Regions from separate parts of the Homo sapiens genome. Here region 1 is linked to region 2. A link is an interaction called in ENCODE POLR2A ChIA-PET data of the cell type or tissue named here. Cell type or tissue: OCI-LY7. All regions are shown on one strand. Each heading gives the region's core, and the rest is flanking DNA. Links, peaks and the distances in the headings are about the cores only. Region 1 overlaps AFF2 (ALF transcription elongation factor 2). Region 2 has its middle 37 kb from the start of AFF2.

Region 1 (8,000 bases), core at 1-8,000, 110 kb after region 2:
TTTCTCTACTTCAAGTAGCCTAATTATCCTTCAGTGCTCAGCTCAGATGCAGTCTCCCCAAAGCAGCCTTCCTGGACTTCCCCAGGCTGAATTCATACCTTCCTCCATGTTTCCTCTGCTTTGTATTATGTGCAGCTTTTATGGATGCCTCCTACAACTACATTGTATTTATCTTCCACAGTTCCTAGGTAGCACATTCCACACAGTAATACTCAATAGAGGTTTATTGAGTGCTTAAGTGGAATTGCTTTAATGTCATGGTCCTGTTTCTTATTGTCTTCCTCTGCATCAGAAGGAGGACATGTAGAATTGGCTGCTCTTTGCTTTTTACAGCAGGTCAAAATAAATGCAAGCTCTGACACATTACATGGAATTGAAATTAAGAAGAAAGAGTATGATGCTTGTTATCAGTGGAATCATGGGCATGGTAGGAGAAAATTATGCTAGTGACAGGACTGCTAGTCTCAACCTAGGAAACTGGCAGTAGTTGGCTTTGTGACTGCAGCCAAAGATTATACCATATTATATTAGTTGAATGGTTGAATATATATCTGTTCTTGAAGGAATAGTATGTAATTAATCTCTAGTTTTTAAAATATATTTATGATAAGAACTCTGTTTCCCCTGTATTTTATTTTTCTTAGGTTGTTAAAAAAAACTACTGACATCTTTCAAACACTTTACTCAATATTCCCCCAAAAGCATCAGCAGCAAAAGTTTATGAATATTTTTATTAGAGATGATTTGGATTTTATTCCTGCAACACAGAGCTAGAAAAATTTTAAGGTCATTAGCCATAAGAGTTTTAAATACATTGTCATTCGAGTATGTTAGTTTTAGCTTCATAGTTCTCTGTTATCTTTAGCTTTTCCCATTTTTAAGTTAATAATGATAAAAATAAATTTCATACTTATTAGCTTTTTTCATCCTAAGGTGTTTAACAAACCTTAGGGGTACAAATATAATGTGTAGCAATCCATATGCTTGCTCATAGGTTTATGGCCCTAAGAGCATCATTTGATCACAATTATTTTTGTTTCATTGACATTCCACACAATCAACTGAAGAATTGGGTCCTAAGTTACTGGAAAAGTACAAGTAGAAACTCTTGTCTAGCCAGTTAACGTGTCTTTGAATATCTTTATTTCTATTCTTCCTTCCTTTCAACAACCCTTTGTTACATAACAGCTATGGTTGGGTTCAGAGCCCAAGACTAGGGGTATAAAGATCAACAAGGTTGTTAAAAGTTCATATATATATATATAAAATATACATGCATATCTATGAGTTAGGTTAAAGGTATATATAAATATGTGCGTGTATAGTTAGAAGTATAAATGAGAAGTACATTGTCAGATGTGTATACATATCCTTAGTAATTTTAATTTCCTAATTGTTTACTCTCTGCCAGGCACTGTGCCAAATAGTTTATGTGCATCATCTCATTTAACACTTGCAACAACTCTGTGAGGTATCATTATCGTATGGTGCAAATAAGAAAACCAAGACTCAGAAATATTATTATTATCTATTTTGCCCAAGTCTGTCAGCTAACAGTTGTCACAGTCAGGGTTGAAACCCAAGTGTGTCTGACTTCCAAGCTCATTCTCTTTCCCTATGTTTTTAAGTGTCTCTGGTTGAATCAGATGCTGATTTCTTCCCAGAAGTCTAGATTCAGAATTAAAGGAACAAAAGAATGAAAGTATTAAAATGGTTGCTTGAATATCAAAACTGGATGGTCATGAATACCAAAGATCTATTTGTTTTATTATATATATATATGCTCTGGCAATCCTGCATTGGAGTAGAGAGTCAGTTCTCAGACAATAGTTCTCTATTTGAATCAGAGCAATGAAATGCAGCAATTCAGTGACAGTTGCATCCCCCTTAGGTTCCCCAACTGAAGACCACCTTCTGGCTGGATTACTTTATGGTGTGGTCCTTTTGGTACTTCAGTAGCTAAGAAAGTGTTTTCAGATTAATAAGATGTTGAAACACCAGATGAGCCATCAAGGGGTGTGCAAGGTCTCTATCCTTAAGAATCTCCATGTTGAGAAAACTGTTCATCCTAGATAGCTGAACCGTTCACCTCTTGGGATCTTTGACAATTCTGTGATTTTTGCAAGACATGCACACTTATCAAGTTAATTTCACCTTAAGCCAAAATCTCCTTTGTAGCTCTTTATAACCAAAGTGCCAGCAAATCAACAAGGTGTCTCTGACCACCCTTGGACTGGATTAGACTCTCTATTAGGCACTTGTGGTACTTTTTGCTTCATAGTATTTCTTACTCTTAGAGTTCAGTGATTATTTGTGTAATGCCTGTCTGCCATGCTGGACTATGAACTCCAGTTGGACAGAGACTGTATTTGTAATGCTCAGTACTCCACCTTACCTGCGGTGCTTAACCTTGTGGCTGGCAAATAGCAGGAAGTCAATATATATTTATTGATGGAAAAATAAATGACTGAAATTTAATAGAAGACTGAACACATACAACCATGCAGCGGATTTAGTGTTGATTTATGCTACAGTGATTCTCATTCTTAATATTTAAGCACACCCCTAGTTCAATACCTCTTTCATGACCTAACAGCTCTAGGGGTTTTATGTGATGGAGGGCAATTCTGTTTGCTTGGTGATTACAAGAGGACAGATACAATATTTACTAGCCTTAGCAATTCCTGAGCAAATGTGGTCCCTGGAGAAGGGAACATAGTAATAAAGCAGGGAAACCTAGCCGTTATCTTGAAGCAAAGCCACACAGGCATCAAGGCTGCAGCTCGCATTCCTGTGGTCTGGAGCTCTGGAGTTTTCAAGGGTTATTTATGGTGACACTGATGAGACACTTCATTTAAATACTGTAACTGCTGAAGTATCCCAGAATGAAAAACTCAGCTTACGGTGGAGTCAATACCTTGTTATTTCTTTTAACTCTCTGATATACCATTGTTTCAAGGATTTACACTAAAATACTTGAGTCTTGAGTCCTAAAATGACCCAAGAGAGATAAACTGACCATGGCTGCCTCCTGTACATAGGATTTGGTTTCTTAAAATGAAGCTCACTCTTATCTTTACTCAGCCCATTGTTCTTTAATTGGTCAAATGACGCTATAAATGAAGGACTTTGATAGCAAAAAATAAATGTTTTATACATTGCTAGAAAAAGCTTTAGGAGAAAATTTTAGCAAAAGAACAGATTCTTTCTTGTTTCTATAGAAACCAGTAGTGATCAGGAGGAGCGAGGTGTTCTTTTAAGCATACACATTAGTAAGGCCAGCTCAGCAGTCTCCAGCATACTGGAGAGCTGGAGTCAGAGACCCACTAGCTGGGGGAGTGCCTCTGTCTGAGTCCTTTTGATATCATTGGGAGTTGGGGACATCTTGCTGGAAATACCTGGTTCCTCATAAGCTGAGTAGGGTTGCAGTCCACAGTCACTCAGCATCATAGAGCCAGAAAGGTTTTTAAAGGAATCTCCTGTCAAAAGGGGAGGAAAAAGATAAACATAGGAAAGCTTTAATATCAGATGTCAACAGGCCTTTAAACATGCTCTTTACCACTGAGCAATAAATACCCTGGTTGAGTCCTGACCAGATCACTTATAAACTGTCCAAAGTACGCATTCGAATCATTGGATTGTATGACAATTTGTTTCCCTTTTGGTTTGTCTACTTCCATAAAATCTTTAAAAAATGAAATTTGAATTAAATGTATCTTTTAAAGTTAAATTTCTAGAGCTGTTAGATTCCTGACAAGTGAATGTTGGACAAGACTTACAATCAAATTCCAAAGCAAATACTTTTCTAAAGCCTAATCAGTACTACAGCTTTCAATGATTTCTCTAGTCTTTTAAATGAAGTTTAGGTCAAATGTAATGACAGGATGAAGCAGATGCATTTTGCTTCAACCTGACATGCCCCAGAAGGTAAGAGAAATATCTGGTAACTGACAAAAGAGTTTTCTGTTTGCTTGACATTTACTTTGTATGTAAATAATCCAGTATATTGGCATGTCAATATATTAGTTAGTGGTGGCCCAAAACATGATGCGAATTTAGATAGTATTTCTTTCTGCTCACAAATATACACTCTTGATCAACAAGAGAACATTTATTGCAATCTTGCCTTGCAGTTGGCAGAGCAGAATGAATCGTTTTGAAATATAAACTTCCTCAGATCTAAAATATATCACAGGAAAACACAAGACATAAGGGGAGTGGATTATGAAATAAAAGGAGCATATTTCGTAATCTATAGGTTATAATCATTAAAGATTGCCATTAGTAAGATGCTGGGCCAAATGTGTAAGACTACATTTGGTAAGCAGGTATGAAAAGCTCATGATTTCCTTGAAACTGTTCTTTGGAAGCAACACTGCATTGTGGAATGGTAAGAAGTGGCCCCTTACTGGCTGTGTGACCTTGGGTAAGTCACTTTCCCTCTCTGACTTCAGTTTCCTCATCTGCAAAATGGTAGTAGTAAAAATGATGGTGATGGTGATAATGATCATGATGATGAGGAGGAGGAGGAGGAGGAACAGAAGTAGGAATAGGAGGAAGAGGATTTCTCTATCTAGGGTTGTAAAATTTAGATAAGAAAATCTAGAAAACTCTGCATATAGAAGATGTACAATGTGAGTCATATTCCTTTCTACTTTCCCTAAGAACAAACCATGTTAGTACTTAACATTTCGCTTTTACCAAGCTTTTAGCGGTCGTTTCTTTGCTATTCAATGAGAACTGAAGTTTTGCTGAAATATGGGAAAAGTAACCAAACATCTCTAAAAAACAAAACAAAGCAAAACAAACAAAAATACAAGGAGTAAGAAATATGCCATATTTTCTAGACACATTTTATTTCAGTTTTTTCCCCTGGGTGTAGAGTTAGGGTGCAAAATCTATCAAATTCTTCTATTAATTTTAAATTAAGAAATGTGGAGATTTGCTATGTTAGAACCAAAGCTTTCCTGATTCTCTGAGGATAACTGTGTGTGTGTTTGACCTCTAGAGCTGAAGTCACGGTGTTAGCCCCTTGTGACATTAGTGTTCAGAAGCTCTTTCTATGCATGGATAAATCTTGGTTGTCTAGCACAGGTTGTGAAACATAATAGGGGCTCATTAAATATTTGTTTAATGAATAAATGAAATTATTATGCAATAAAATTAAAAATGTAATGTTTACCAAACTACTCTCAGTACATTTGTTTCAGTGATTTTTTCATACAATCATACATGATATCAGACCACATGTAATATATATAAAAAGGATAGCTGTCAGTAAAATGGAAAGAATCCTTGTCTCCATCTCACTGGCTTGATTGATATATACTCATATCCAATATTTCCTATAGACAGGCTACCATAATTAATTTGATTATTCTTTCACATAATTTTGATGGATCAAGATGCAGACGATTTATAATTTCTACCAATCCAAAGTGTACAGTGTATGTTTATTTTGGTCTGTAATCTCCAAACAGTCATTGTCATCATCATCAAGCCTACTTTGAACCGTACAAGCTACATAGTGTCACATCTACATGGTTATAGACCCTCAGTATGCTTAAGATGAAATTTCATATCACCCAATAAGAAATCTTCATTATTTATTAAGAATGAGTCAGGAAGAGAAAGCAGTTGTGATTTCTTGGCTTATTTCTCTGACAACCTCTTCAATTTGAACCAAGCAATCATTACTCATTTTTTAATACACACCACACACATAGGTGGATCAAGATTTGAAGTCTCATAACATTTAGTAAAGTAGAAATACGCATCTTCGTAGAAGAAATGTGGAATGTGTACTTGTATTCTTCCTTTTCATTTCAAAGATAGTGCTGCTTACAACACTGATGATCTGGGCATGCAGATGTGACTGAAAGGGTCTGTGTAATGACAATCCTTCTACCTGAGACACAGGACGTTCTCCCTTTGCATAGGGCCTGGTGCTTTGTATTGGTTTCCTGGAGCTGCTGAAACAAAACACCACAAATTGGTGTGGCTTAGAACAATAGAAATGTTTTGTTTCCCAGTTCTAGAGGCTATAACTTCAAAATCAAGGTGTTGGGAGGGCTATGCTTCCTCCAAAGGTCCCAGGAAAGACGTGTTCCATGCCTCTTTCCTAGCTTCTGGTAACCGCATCCGTTCCTTGGATTGTTGATCCATCGCTCCAATCCTCCACCTTTACATGGCCATCTTCTTCCTGTGTCTTCCCATCCTCTTGCCTCTATGTGTGCCTATCTGTCTGTCCAAATGTCCCCTTTTTATAAGGATACTAGTCATATTGGATTAGGGCTGACCCTAAGACCCTCATCTTAACTTGATCACCGCTGAAAGATCCCTATTTCCAAATTAGGTTACATTCTGATGTGCTGAAGGTTAAGACTTAAACATATTTTTTTGGAGGGGGTGGAAACAATTCAATTCATAACAAATTTTCATACTAAAGTTTGTTCTTTGCAACTGCACCTCTGGCACTTGTGGTATAGATGAAGCATTAGCTCAAAAAACCCAACTGTATTCTTTGGAGCTGCTTTTCTGGGCAAGCCTGTGGACTACTTAATTGTTATCAAAGTTCTACCATTAGGCCGCTTGACTTGAAGCCATGCTTCTGTGGATTCTTAAAGATGACACTTCTGCCCTCCTGCCTATGATTACTGTGCATGATTAGCTGCAGCATTGCTTTCCAAATGTTCCAGAACTTGGCATTTCCAGTAATTTAGCTTGGACTGGTCTCTACTCTGCACCACCCGCTACCCCCAACTGCAGCTCATCTGGGTTCGTAAGTTTGGGTCTGAAAGATATCAAGAAAATTTAAACTTTGGGGCACATTTTCAGTGGGAAAACAGATGGAAAAGCTGTATGGGAGTGTAAAGTAAAAGATTGTATTGATCAAAGAGAGGAATTCTCAAAGTCTTGTAGCTAAACTTATTCCTGTGGGAAAAGCTGCTAACCCAAATCCTCCTAGACAAATAATGCCAATTAAAAAAAGGCACTGAGTTCACTGGCTTAAAAGCAGTCATTCTCAAGATAGTATTATCATTTTAAAGCTTCTAAAAGCTTTCTGGGAAGCCTGAGTCGGTTCATTGTCCTAAGGACAGATGGACACCTGATAAAGTATTTATGGCCCAATCTAACTAAGGATCAGCACAGGGTCAAAGGGCCAGTGATAATAGGACTAATATCTCTAGATCCACCTACATATAGGAAGCACTTTCTAAAAGTTATGAGAAAAAAGATTATTCAGCCTGAGGCATTAGCAACTATTTTGATTAAATATTGGTAGGGAGCTTAAAGGTCATCATCAAGTAAGTGAAAAGACACATCACAGAATGAGAAAAATATTTGTAAACCATAGATCTGATAACATACTAGCATCCAGAAAAGACAAAAAAAAAAAACTGTTACAAAATAATTCAATTAAAAATTGGCAAAGCATCTGAATAGATATTTATTCAAAGTAGATACACAAATGCTAATAAATACATGAAAAGACACTGAATATCTTAGTCATCAGGGAAATGCAAATATTAATAAAAACCATGAGACACCACTTCACACCCACTAGAATCACTATGCCCAAGAAGATACACAGCAACAAGTGTTGGCGAGGATGTCGCGAAATTAACACCCTTTGCTTGTGGAAATGTATTAAATAAAATTATGCAGACACTGTGGAAAACAATTTGGGAATTCCGCAAAAAGCTAAATATCGAATTTTCATGTGACCCAACAATTACGCTTCTAAGTATACATGGAATAATATTTAAGACATATGTCCACATAAAAACTTGTACTGGAGTGTTCATGGCAACATTACTTGTCACAGCCAAAAGTGGGAATGACTCAAATATCCATCGACTGATGAATGGACAAACTAAATGTGGTCTATCTATACAAAGAATATTACTCAACCACAAAAGGAAGGAAGTACTGATGTGTGTCACAATTTGCACTACAATTTGGATGAACATTGAAAACATTATGCTAAGTGAAAGAAA
Region 2 (11,226 bases), core at 1,415-9,414:
TTTATAAGGAACTTATTTTCTGGTCTATTATGGAGATAATTTCATTAATTCTCATAATAGCATGATGTGCAATCTCACAGCTAACACATATTGAGCACATACTAAGTTCATGCAAGTATTCTAGCTAGTACCAAGGGCTGTCAAAACAAATAAGGTGTGGCTCCTACTCTCAAATTGCTAACACCGCAGTGGGAGAGGTTATATTGCACACGAGTCTCAAACCCAAGGCATAGGAAAAAAGTCTAGGAAAAGGCATCATCATCTAGTTCTCTCCTCCCCCACCAGAAGGCACATAGTGACACTTTCTCCCTTGTGTACCAGTGTTGCCCAGGATCAAGACCAGTGCCTGGTGTATGATGGACAAGTGCTATCTGTTAGGTGAATGAACACATCCCCACACTCGATGTGCCTGTTCAGGCTTCCATCATAATTGCCCTACACTGTTACAACCTGACCTTCCTGGCTTTAGCCATGCCACCTGCAAGCCATCCCCCTTACCACAGCAAAAACAACAACAACAAAAACCACCACTGTGCAACTTGCAACTCTTCTATCTGCTATTTAAAACCTGCCAGTGCTCCCTCTGCTCTTGGGAAAAGTCCATTATGTCTCATGTGGGCTATAAGGCCCTTTGTGATCTGGGTCTGATGTATATCTTCTGCCTCAGCTGCTGTCCATCTTCTGCCTCAGCTGCTGTCCAGCAGCACTGCCCCCCGCCCACCCCCTACAATGTGGTCCAGCCAGAGTGTGATGCTTGTGGTTCCTTGAATGTGCCAAACTCTTTCTCCTCTGGAAACTTCATCCCTCACTTCTGTTCCCACTGCCCACCGCTGATAAATATAAGCTAAAAGTTAAATTTCCCAACTTTGAGATAACCTGCCAATAACTTCCTTATATCCTTTCTTATATCCTCAACTTTCTATCTGAGGCTGGGAGGATGAAGTTAATTATTAATGATGATTAACAATTGGGCTAGAATTCCGGTGGTTTTACAGAACAATTGTAGCTCCTGACCTAACAACCCTATTCTCAAATTAATTTTGGAGAAATATGTGATCGTTTAATGAGTGAACACAACAGCTTCCATAGGAGATCAGGTAAAGTAATAGTGGCCTGCCCTTAAAAAACAAGCTCCCCTATTTTGTTAATCAATGAGGGACTAAGAGTGTTGTTGCTTGTGGCTCTGCTAGGAACAGACCATATCTGCACATTTTAGTTTTCCTGATTTACAAACTGAAAATCAATGTGTCCTTATTAACAGTGCTTTAGACCTTGGATGGGTCTGCCCCATAGATCCAAAGCATAGTGTAAAGGATGGCAAACTGAAGGCCATAGCCCAGTCACATGGCTGCTCCTCAAAGGAAGGCTCCAGTCTCTTAGGAAAGTCTGCATCCTCTTCCTGACATGTTGTTGACTGTTAACACCTGGCCTTTCAGTGCCATTAGAATAAACGTCATTAAAATATTGTGGCACTTCTGCTTTTAGTAGAACTAGAAAGCCGTGAAGCATGCAAACAGAGCGTGAAAATGAGAGACACCAAGGATGGTTATGAAACTTTTTCAGACCTAAGAAAAGTTTTACTTCAGTCTGCATTTTGGTTTTGGTGGGAGTCCACATGATTTCCTTCACTTAAAGCAGTCGATCCATGTCTGTTTTCTAACTAGCCTCTTCTTGGTTACATGGTTAACTGGCCTCCACAGAGCCAATTTGGGCAATTCTGACAAGGTCAGGCAGTGGAAATGTCCAGGCATAGATAGACCTCTGGTGCCCGTTGCCCATTCAAAAAAGTCAAAATGTGAAGCCTGACTTATAGACTTCTGAGCAAATGTTCAGTGAGCTGAAACACCCTGGGAGACCATGACTATATCCTATGAGGATCCTCAGGGACAAATCAGTTTGTCCTATAATATAGTTGTATGCCTATCTTCTCCATAAGCGTGTCAGTCTCTGTAAGGTGAGAATTCTGATCAATCTTTTCTCTGTCTTTCAAAATCCCTTTATTCCCTCCCCCATCCTTCTCCTGAACACGTGTACAGCTTCTGGCACAGTGCCTTACGGGACTTCAGGAAATTTCTTGAATCAAAAAATATCTTATATTCATGTTTGTGAGACTCAGCTATGCTGGCCTCTCACCACAGTTCAATCCATGTGAGGTATAAAGTAGAATACCCTAAACAGTTCTCTGGAACCTCACCCTTCTGGGGGTTTAATACTGAATTTCCGGAAGACTTCCCAAAGCACGGGCTCTGAATCCAATGGAGTAGGGAGGTTTATAAATAGCAAATTTATGCCTTTTTCTGCTAGAAGTTGCTTTTCATTTAATTAGTGAAAAAAATCAGTGTTACTATTTTTCTTACTTTCTTTTAATGATAAAAAATATAGCCATCATGTTATCCTTTTATAAGTATATTGCTGATTACATATCCTGATTCTTAATTTTTCTACTCTCTGTCATACCTGAACCCTATTTATGAAGTTAATTCATCTGAAAAAGAAATCACCCCTGCCATTTCTCAGTTCCTGCTTGTCTCACAGGTGACACATGAGTTCCTGGATACATTCAGGCAAGACCTGAAAGTATAAAATGTTCCAGGGCTGTAAATAATGTTAGGAAACCATTCTGCCACAGCCCATGGGGACAAGTAAAAGAAACCCTGGACACTGCCATTCTGGTAAGCTGCTGTCAGTTGAAATGTACACAACATTTTGTTCTCTCTGTTTCTAAGAAAGGAGTTATAAATATGAAAGGGCAAACCAAAACATTCGGACGCTTAGATAACTCTATCTCTGATGAGAATCCATGCTATCTAAAAGTAGGCTGGGAACTGGGTTAAATGAAGAGGTCCTAGAGATTCCCATTCAAGAACCCTGGAAGGACAACATGAGTAATTTTCATCTTAATTATTTATTGTTGCTCTGGATACCAAAGGCTGTTAGTAAAAACTAACACAGCAAATTTCTAAATAATAAAGTTGAGAAATTGTTGGCTTGGGTCTGAGCCGATGGTTCCTATTCTGACTGGGTCCCTTTCAAGTGAAAATCATTTGTCATATTTCAGCCTTCCATTTTCTCTAGCCAAATGTCTTGGAGTGATCCTTGAAGCCTTTCACACTCCACATCCAAACCATTAGGAAATCTTATGGGCTTTACCCTCCAAGTTATGTGTAGAATCTGACCATTTCTAACCAACTCCACTGCTAACTACCCCAATTTAAACCACAATCTACTCTCACCTGGATGATAAATAGCCTCTTTCTTTGATCTGTGGGTTTACACATTTTATCACAATTGAAAATTAATTGGCTATTAATTTATCAAATAGTTTTTCTTCCCTCTCTTTCTTCTTTTTTGGGGGCTTCAGTTACGTATGTATTAGGGCACTTGAAGTTGTCCCACAGCTCACTGACACTGCTTATTTTATTTGTTTATTTTTAATTCCTTTGTCTCTGGGTTTCATTTTGGACACTTCCTATTTATATATCTAACAAATTTATTAATTTTTTCTCATGCAATGCCTAATCTGCTGTTAATCCAAAATCCAGGTTACATTTTATTTTAGTCATCATCATTTTCATCTATTGAATTTCAATTTGAATCTTTTTGCATTTTCCATCTTTACTATGTTCAGTCTTTCCTCTGGCTTCTTGAGCATATGGAATATATTTTTAATATTTTTACCTACTAGTTCTATCATCTGTGTTAATTCTGGGTCAGTTTCAATTGATTGAAGTTTCTCTTTATTATAGGTGGTATTTTTCTTCTTCTTTGGATGTCTGATAATTTTTGATGGGATGCCAGACTTTTTTTTTTTTTTTTAGCTTGTAGGATATTGTATATTTTTATTTTCCTGTGGATATTCTTGAGCTTTATACTGAGACATAATTGCATTCCAACTTTTTGGGGGACTGAATTTGTGGTCACTAACCTTCATGGTACCCATAACCTTGCTACTAGACAACTTGTGTTACTGTGGAGTTTGGTACTTAGAAACAACTATCTACAAACTACTCCATGAGGTCTCCCTTGATGTTCATATATAGTGCTTGTTTGTCACTTTTCACATCTTGAGTTGGGAAGCTTTATACTGCTATTGACACTAAGCCTTCCCTAAGACTCACAACAGTAAGTCCTCACTTAACATCATTGATCAGTTGTTGGAAACTAACTTTAAGTGAAATGACACACAGCAGATTTTCAAGTAACATAATTTCCTTCAACACCGTTTTCTGATAATGTTGATTTTAAAAATTTGTTTTGTTATACATCATTTCACTTGAAGTCAATTTCCAAGAACCTATTGAAAATGTTAAGTGAGAACTTGCTAGACTTTACTCGTGTCCTTTCCATCTTTGTTTCTCCCCCACCTTGTTATACCCATTCCCACCCCAGGCCCACTGTCCTTAAAATTGTTTGGGGCCCTGGCCTGTGATTGTTAATGAGCGTGGCTAAGGGCCTTCTAGATTTACACTCGGTGATACTGTACATGTAGGCATCTGATAGCCCCCTAATGGCCCAATGACATCAGGAGTATCCTTTTCAATTAGAAAATTTAAGGCATCATTAAACAAACAAAAAACTTGACGTAGACATGTTAATACAAAGAACATGATTATAAGCAGGATTTTCCAAATTTCTAGTGAAAATCTATTTTGCTTGCTTCTGATGCATCTATAATATAGCATAATCAGTACTTTTAGTATGAATTACAACTTAAATACATGTCATTTTCAAGTAGATGCAGACCATGTTTGTTAGGGGAGGAATAAATGATGACAAATGGAATTGGACCATAGCATTTCCTGAATCCAGACTATTGAAATCTGCTCTAAAGTGTTAAGAATTAGGTGGTACAAATGTATTCCCTCTTGAAAAGCTTTTGTTGTATAATTTCTATGTGGGGAAAAAAAGAAGGATAGATGACAGCTAATATATTTTTGCAAATGAAAACAGCATCTAGAGTCTGCCTGAGGAGAAATTGTCTATGAAGATCATATTTCTGAATAAAAACAGGATTTCCTTTGTGGTTTAATTCAATGAGCAATTATGGTAAAACATCATTAACTCAGATATACTCATTTTCAATATGTGATCTTTTGGACACGGTGGACAGAAGGTTATTTTGTCTAGAAAATTTCTTCTTCATTTTTTTAAAAGATAATTCTTATCACTGCAATTTGTTTGGCCATTATCCATAACTTTGTCTTATTAGGTCCCCGTCCTTCTTTGTCCTTTTATACTTGTCACCATCCCAGCTACCCACAGTTCCATGCAGTTCATTTGTGGCTCATGTTCTGATCCTGATCTCACAAAGCAGAAATCCCATGAATTAACTGGGTAATGATCCTTTACCTGTGCATAGCACTTCTCACTTTATAAAAAATTTTATTTTTGTATTTCACTTAATCTTCATAAAAGGCTATTTTTCTCCCATTTTACAGATATGAATATTGAGGTTCAGTGTAGCAGTCATTAATACTGTTCACCACATGTTTCTACTTCTCCTCCTCCTATACAGATGCTAAGATGGCATTTCCTGGCTTCTTTATGGTTTTGTGGAGCCAGATGACTGAAAACAATGAGTGGTTAGTGGCAGTAACATGTACCACTTCTGGGAAGAGCAATTAATTGTCAATATCATACCCTCCAGAGTTCTCTTTTCTATTTGCCACGGGGACTGCCAATGTTTGCTATAGTAGCTGCTAAGTGACTACAACGGGCATGGAACGTGAGCTATGCTGGTATTTCCAAAAATGTCTTTGAGCTAAAAGAGTTAATTTTCTGTGCCACTGTTTGTCCAAGTCACTAAATACTAAGGTGCACTGCGAATCTGCAGGAACAAATAGTATGCAAAATTTTCCAAAATTATTTTACCAGAAAAAAAGCTATCTTTTCTTGTATAAGAACTTGCAGCATTAGCATTCTGCAGAATACACTTTGGGAAGACTTGTACTAGGCCCTCCTTCTGCTTCTGTTCATGCATGTTCCTTCATCTTCCTCAGGTTAAAGGCCTTGGTTAGAGATGTGGTTAGGGAAGTTTGGTGGAGGTCTAGAGGGAAATTAGAATTAGATTGAAGATCACTTACCAGCAAGATCAGCATGAGCTAGGCAGAGGGTGGTGGCCACTGAGAGTATCTAAAGAAGCAAGCGCAAGGCCAGCTGTGGGTCCAAGCCCAGTGTGAATAGTGAAGAGGAAAAAAAGGGCAGTTGCCTAGAGAAGGGGACAGTCAAATGAGCCTCCAAAGGACATGGATGGTGGAAGAATCCATAGATGAGACAGACTGCTGACCAGGAAGTGAGCATGGGAAAGGCAGTGATACAGCCTTACTAACAGCTACTATAACAATTATTAAATCTTACAGAGAACTCACTAAGTGCTAGGTACTTTGGTTAGCACTGTTTACATTTTTCTCACTTAATCCTGCAGGCATTATTAGTATCCCCACTTCATAGGTGAGGCACTTACATAGTGTTACACAAACATTAAGAAAGCAAGTTGGGATTTGCATCCATATCAGCTCAATTTCAAACACCATGTTTTTAGCCACTATTCTCTACTGCCTCTCTATAGCTTATGAAGCCCAGCTCTTAAGAAATACTTTCTGCAAGTAGCTGCAACACTAGAAAGATGGCAGAGCAAGAGCAAAGAAAAATCCCTTTGGTTCCAGAAAATCTCCTGAAAAAGAGGAAGGTTTATCAAGCCCTCAAAGCCACCCAGGCAAAGCAGGCACTTTTGGCAAAGAAGGAGCAGAGGAAAGGAAAAGGGCTCAGGTTTAAGCAACTGGAGTCATTCCTACATGATTGTCAAGTCACAGAAATGTGACAAGGTGCATCTCAGACAACTAGAAGTGAAACCTCATGACTTGGAATTGCCAGATAAACATTCCTTGGCCTTTGCTGTATGCATCGAAAGGATTGATGGCGTGAGTTTACTGGTGCAGACCATTGCAAGACTTCGCCTAAAGAAAATTTTTAGTGGTGTCTTTGTAAAAGTCACCCCCCAGAACCTAAAAATGCTGCGTATAGTGGAACGTTGTGTGACCTGGGGATTTCCAAATCTGAAGTCTGTCTGGGAACTCATTTTGAAACGTGGACAATCCAAGGTCAAGAATAAGACCATCCCTCTGACAGACAACACAGTGATTGAGGAGCACCTGGGGAAGGTTGGCGTCATTTTCTTGAAAGACCTCATTTATGAAATTGCCTTCCCAGGGAAGCATTTCCAGGAGATCTTATGGTTCTTGTGCCCTTTCCACCTCTCAGTGGCCCATCATGCTACCAAAAATAGAGTGGGCTTCCTCAAGGAGATGGGCACACCTGGCTATCAGGGTGAATGCATCAATCAGCTCATCTGCCAGCTGAACTAGACCCAGGTGCCAAACTGCAGTAAATTTTTATCAATGAAGTGGAAGCATGTGTTTTTGTTTTCTGGGAATTTTTATCAAGTATCTTCAGAGAAGATTATTTCCTGCTTTGTCTTCAAAAACTGGAAAGGAAGGGTCAAAGAAAAGACAGTAGCTTATGTTCATGGCAAGCACCTCTCATCACAGCCCAGTTCCAAGGAAAAATTCCCAGTGTTTTCTATATTGTGGCTGCCGCCTCATCTGAAATCAGCACATTCCATGGGGGAAGGAGTCCTGCTTTGTTGCATCTGCTATCCCAGGTTTAATGTTGGTAAATGAGTAGCTCTAGCATTTGTATAAGGCTTCCTAAGACTCCTGCAGCAGTCGACCAAGCCCAGGGACATAATTGAATCTGGAGATTCCTGGGGCCTCGTTTTGAAAAAGACTTGAAATACACATAGGAAGTAAGGCACGAAAACAAATATTTACTTGTCTCTAAAAAAAAGAAAGAAGAAAGAAAGAGAAATACTTTCTGCTATATTGACTTTTCTCTTTACTAGCCTACTTAGTGAGATTTGAGTGTATTCACAATGAAGAATCTAGAGCAGTAGACCTGTGGGATATAATTTTAGGGGACTTTCATGTTTGTATAACCAGGTATTCCAGTTCTTTTCTCAAAAGTCAATCTAACAGATAAATCATCTTCCAAAATGGTCATAGTCAGTAAACAAAAGACTTTCAAAACACCTTAATAACTACAATCACTTTCTAATATAAGGCAACATCATTTTGATCTCAAAAAGAAACTGTTGCGTTTTGTGACAGAAGGAGAAACTGGATACAGACTGATCTCTCTTAGATAACTGGAGAAATCCATCTGAAACTGTTAAGCCTCTAGAAGAAGATGACTTCTAATTCAGAAAGTTTCTTTTTTTCTTGCACTGCTCAAAGATTGGATTTGGATCATTTCGTTTTCTCCCCTGTTTAGTTTCTGTGATTAGGTCCACAGAGTTTAAGAGATATGAGTCATAAACTTTGAAACACAAAGACCTCTGATTCATCTAGAATTTGTTGAGTAGATGAGTCAGTATATTGATTAACTTGAATGGCTACTGACACTTTTCCCTTTCATTACTAGTCATTCAGACACAGAATGGGTGGTGAGATACTTTTTCATACTTCTTTATCATCCGATTTTGTTTTCTGTGGTTTGTTAGCTTTTTTTTCTTGGTTATCTATACAGAGATGAAAACTAAGCGATAAACAAAGGCATTGATTGCGACAGTGAGTTGAATCACTTGGTCTTTAATTATGAACTACTTGGAGACTGTTAAAAATTCATGCAGGCTTGTATTCATAGTGGTACAGGTTTAAAAGTCATTAAGAAACAGCATGACTGGGTTAGATAATTAATATTTGGCTTGAAAAATAAAAACATTGCAATTACGAACAGCACGACCCATGGTCAATTATCTATCACATTTTTCCCAAGTAAATTCTAAAATCCAAATGAATTTATTATGAAATTAGCCATTCATTCATTCATTCATTCATTCATTCAGCAAACATTTATTATTTTTAACTACTGGGTGTCAGGAACTCTGCCAGAATCTGTCAAGGATCAGAGATGAAGAAAATCCCATTCCTACCCTCAAAGAGCTTATAATCTAACAAAGGAGTTAATACCTCTGCACACAAAATGCCCTTTAATACAAGATACATGTAGAAAATGAGCAAAGAGGCATCAAAGTAATTCAAGAAGAGATATACTTTCAATGGGGGAATATAGGAAAAGCATCATAGAATACATAGAGTTCTGAAAAGTAATAGGGAACAGAGAAGGCATGATCAGAAAGTAAAATGTCATGAAACATAAGGTATATTCAGGGACTGAAACTAAGATATTTTAACAACTACAAATGCATGACATAGGGCACTGCCTCTCGAACTCTATCATTTGTAAGAATCACTTGAAGATCTTGTTAAAATGCAGAGTATTTTTTGGTAGGTCTGGGGTGGGTTATGAGATTCTTCATTTTTAGCTAGCTCCCAAGTACTGCCCATTCTGTTGGTCCATGGACCACATTTTGAATGCCAAGGTCCTAGGGCACTGTACTAGAAGTCAAAGACTGAAGAGTGCTCACAGTCAACAGTGTGATACAGACAATAAGGGCAACAAGATCTTATAGGAAGGTGAAGTCAGTAAGCACTGGAGTTATTATAAAATGTTTCTTAGAAGAAGTAGAGCTAGAACTAAGATGTGAAAGTATAGAGGACTCACTCAGTCTAACATGTTGGAGAGGCAGAGATTCTAGGTAGGTAAAATATGGTGAGCAAATATGCAGAGGAATGCATATAGTCTGTCCGGGCAACAATAAGCAGACCAGTCTGGCTAGAGTGGAAGCTTTTTGGAGAGGATTAGTGGGTTACTATGCTAGAAGCATAGGGTTTAGACCAGATCATGGAGGTCCTTGAGAGTCAGACTAAGATGCTTCAAAATCAGCTTGAATGCAGGCTTGGCATGATGGAGATACAATATTGAAAAGTCAACAACAACAACAACAAAAAACCCCACAAAACTACCATCCTGTTACTAAGCCATGTACCCATAGCACTGGACCTCCCTGAAAGGTGCACTTTAAAATTTTTGTGCAGAGCTGCCATATGGGTACCCGGCAAGTAGGGCTGGTAAAATGAGTGCTTCACTTGTTGTGGCTTCCATAGAGAGTATATTTACTAATGTGTAGTACTACTGTATACCAGGAGGAAACATAAAGAATCAGAGATACTTAAAAAGCTAAAGATTAAGAGGATGGTCAGGTGGAAGACTGAGATTTGGAAGGCAATCATTTCAGCACTGGAGGATGGTAAAATTGCCCAGGAAGGAAGTCTGGAGCAAAAGTTCTTAACATTTTCTGCAGGGTCCTGGACTTCTTTGAAATTCAATTAAATTATGGCCCCTTTTACCCAAATGCATAAACAGATGTACACACAAATACAATTTGGCATAAACTTACCAAGGTTTCCTGGAACCCTCAGAAGCTTTTCCATTTCTTCCTAAGATTAGAAACCTTGCTTCTAAAGAGGAAAAAAAAAAAAAAAAGTGAAGGACAAAGCCTTGGAAGAGGAAGCAGTGAAGAAAAACAAGGAGCCCTCAGGCAAGAGGAGAAACCATATATTTCTTGTAAGATTGCCTGAGCCAAGGAAAAAGAGTTTCTAGAAGGAAATGTCAACATTACAATAGGTCATAGTTCAATGAGGAAGAGCATGTTGGATCCAACCATGTTGGATCATAGTTGCTTGCAAAAGAGAATGTTGAGTAGCATGCTGAAAATATAAACCCTAAGTTCAGGAGTAAGTAGACAATGAAGAAGTGGAGTTGGAAAGAAAGAGGATTATAAAAAGAGAGATAGTAGAAAAAATGAATAAGGTAGAGAGGAATTTTAGCATGAATGAGAAGAAAACTGAGGAAACTTGTGTCAGTAAATTAAGGTGTGAGGTTGTCAACTGAGGAGGGTTTGTAGAGTTGGAAGCTTGATGAAATGTTGGAATTGGCTGTCATAAACATAGGGAGTCCAGAAGGGATGAAATCAAGATCTTCAATAAGTATTTGATATATTACTAATGATGAAATATATGAAGCTTTTGAGCTTACCATGTTTCTCTCTGCCATCGTTCCCCAAGGATTGGCCATTTATATCTGCCATGGTCAACTGCAAGGCTAAATTCTTGAGGCAAAATGCTGGGCATATATGCTTCAAGTCATAATCTTCTCATGTTACTGAAAAGCTGTTTTCTGTAAACAACTTTCCAAGAGTTGTTACTTCACTCATCGGATGAAATTTCTCCCGTGAAGAGGCAGTGCTAACTGTATAGATCCACTGGA

Evidence for each region. Peaks named below come from ENCODE experiments on the same cell type or tissue, not always from the same donor. Only the 100,000 strongest peaks of a DNase experiment are listed, where the experiment ranks them.
Region 1: POLR2A ChIA-PET joins it to region 2 with 7 read pairs; 2 of 35 experiments call an interaction of 5 or more read pairs at or near these places.

What each region holds. Positions count from the first base shown.
Region 1 is chrX:148,564,660-148,572,659 of GRCh38, forward strand. All of the region lies in intron 1 of AFF2 (ALF transcription elongation factor 2), which reads left to right. Among named protein-coding and RNA genes, the nearest start is that of AFF2, 68 kb to the left of the region's middle. In OCI-LY7, for the core only: no CTCF peak of the experiment used is centred there; no DNase peak of the experiment used is centred there; H3K4me3 peaks cover 365 bases; H3K27ac peaks cover 1,644 bases.
Region 2 is chrX:148,458,065-148,469,290 of GRCh38, forward strand. It overlaps the pseudogene RPL7L1P11. Among named protein-coding and RNA genes, the nearest start is that of AFF2, 37 kb to the right of the region's middle. In OCI-LY7, for the core only: no CTCF peak of the experiment used is centred there; DNase peaks (open chromatin) are centred at 1,497 and 2,537; H3K4me3 peaks cover 1,852 bases; H3K27ac peaks cover 2,725 bases.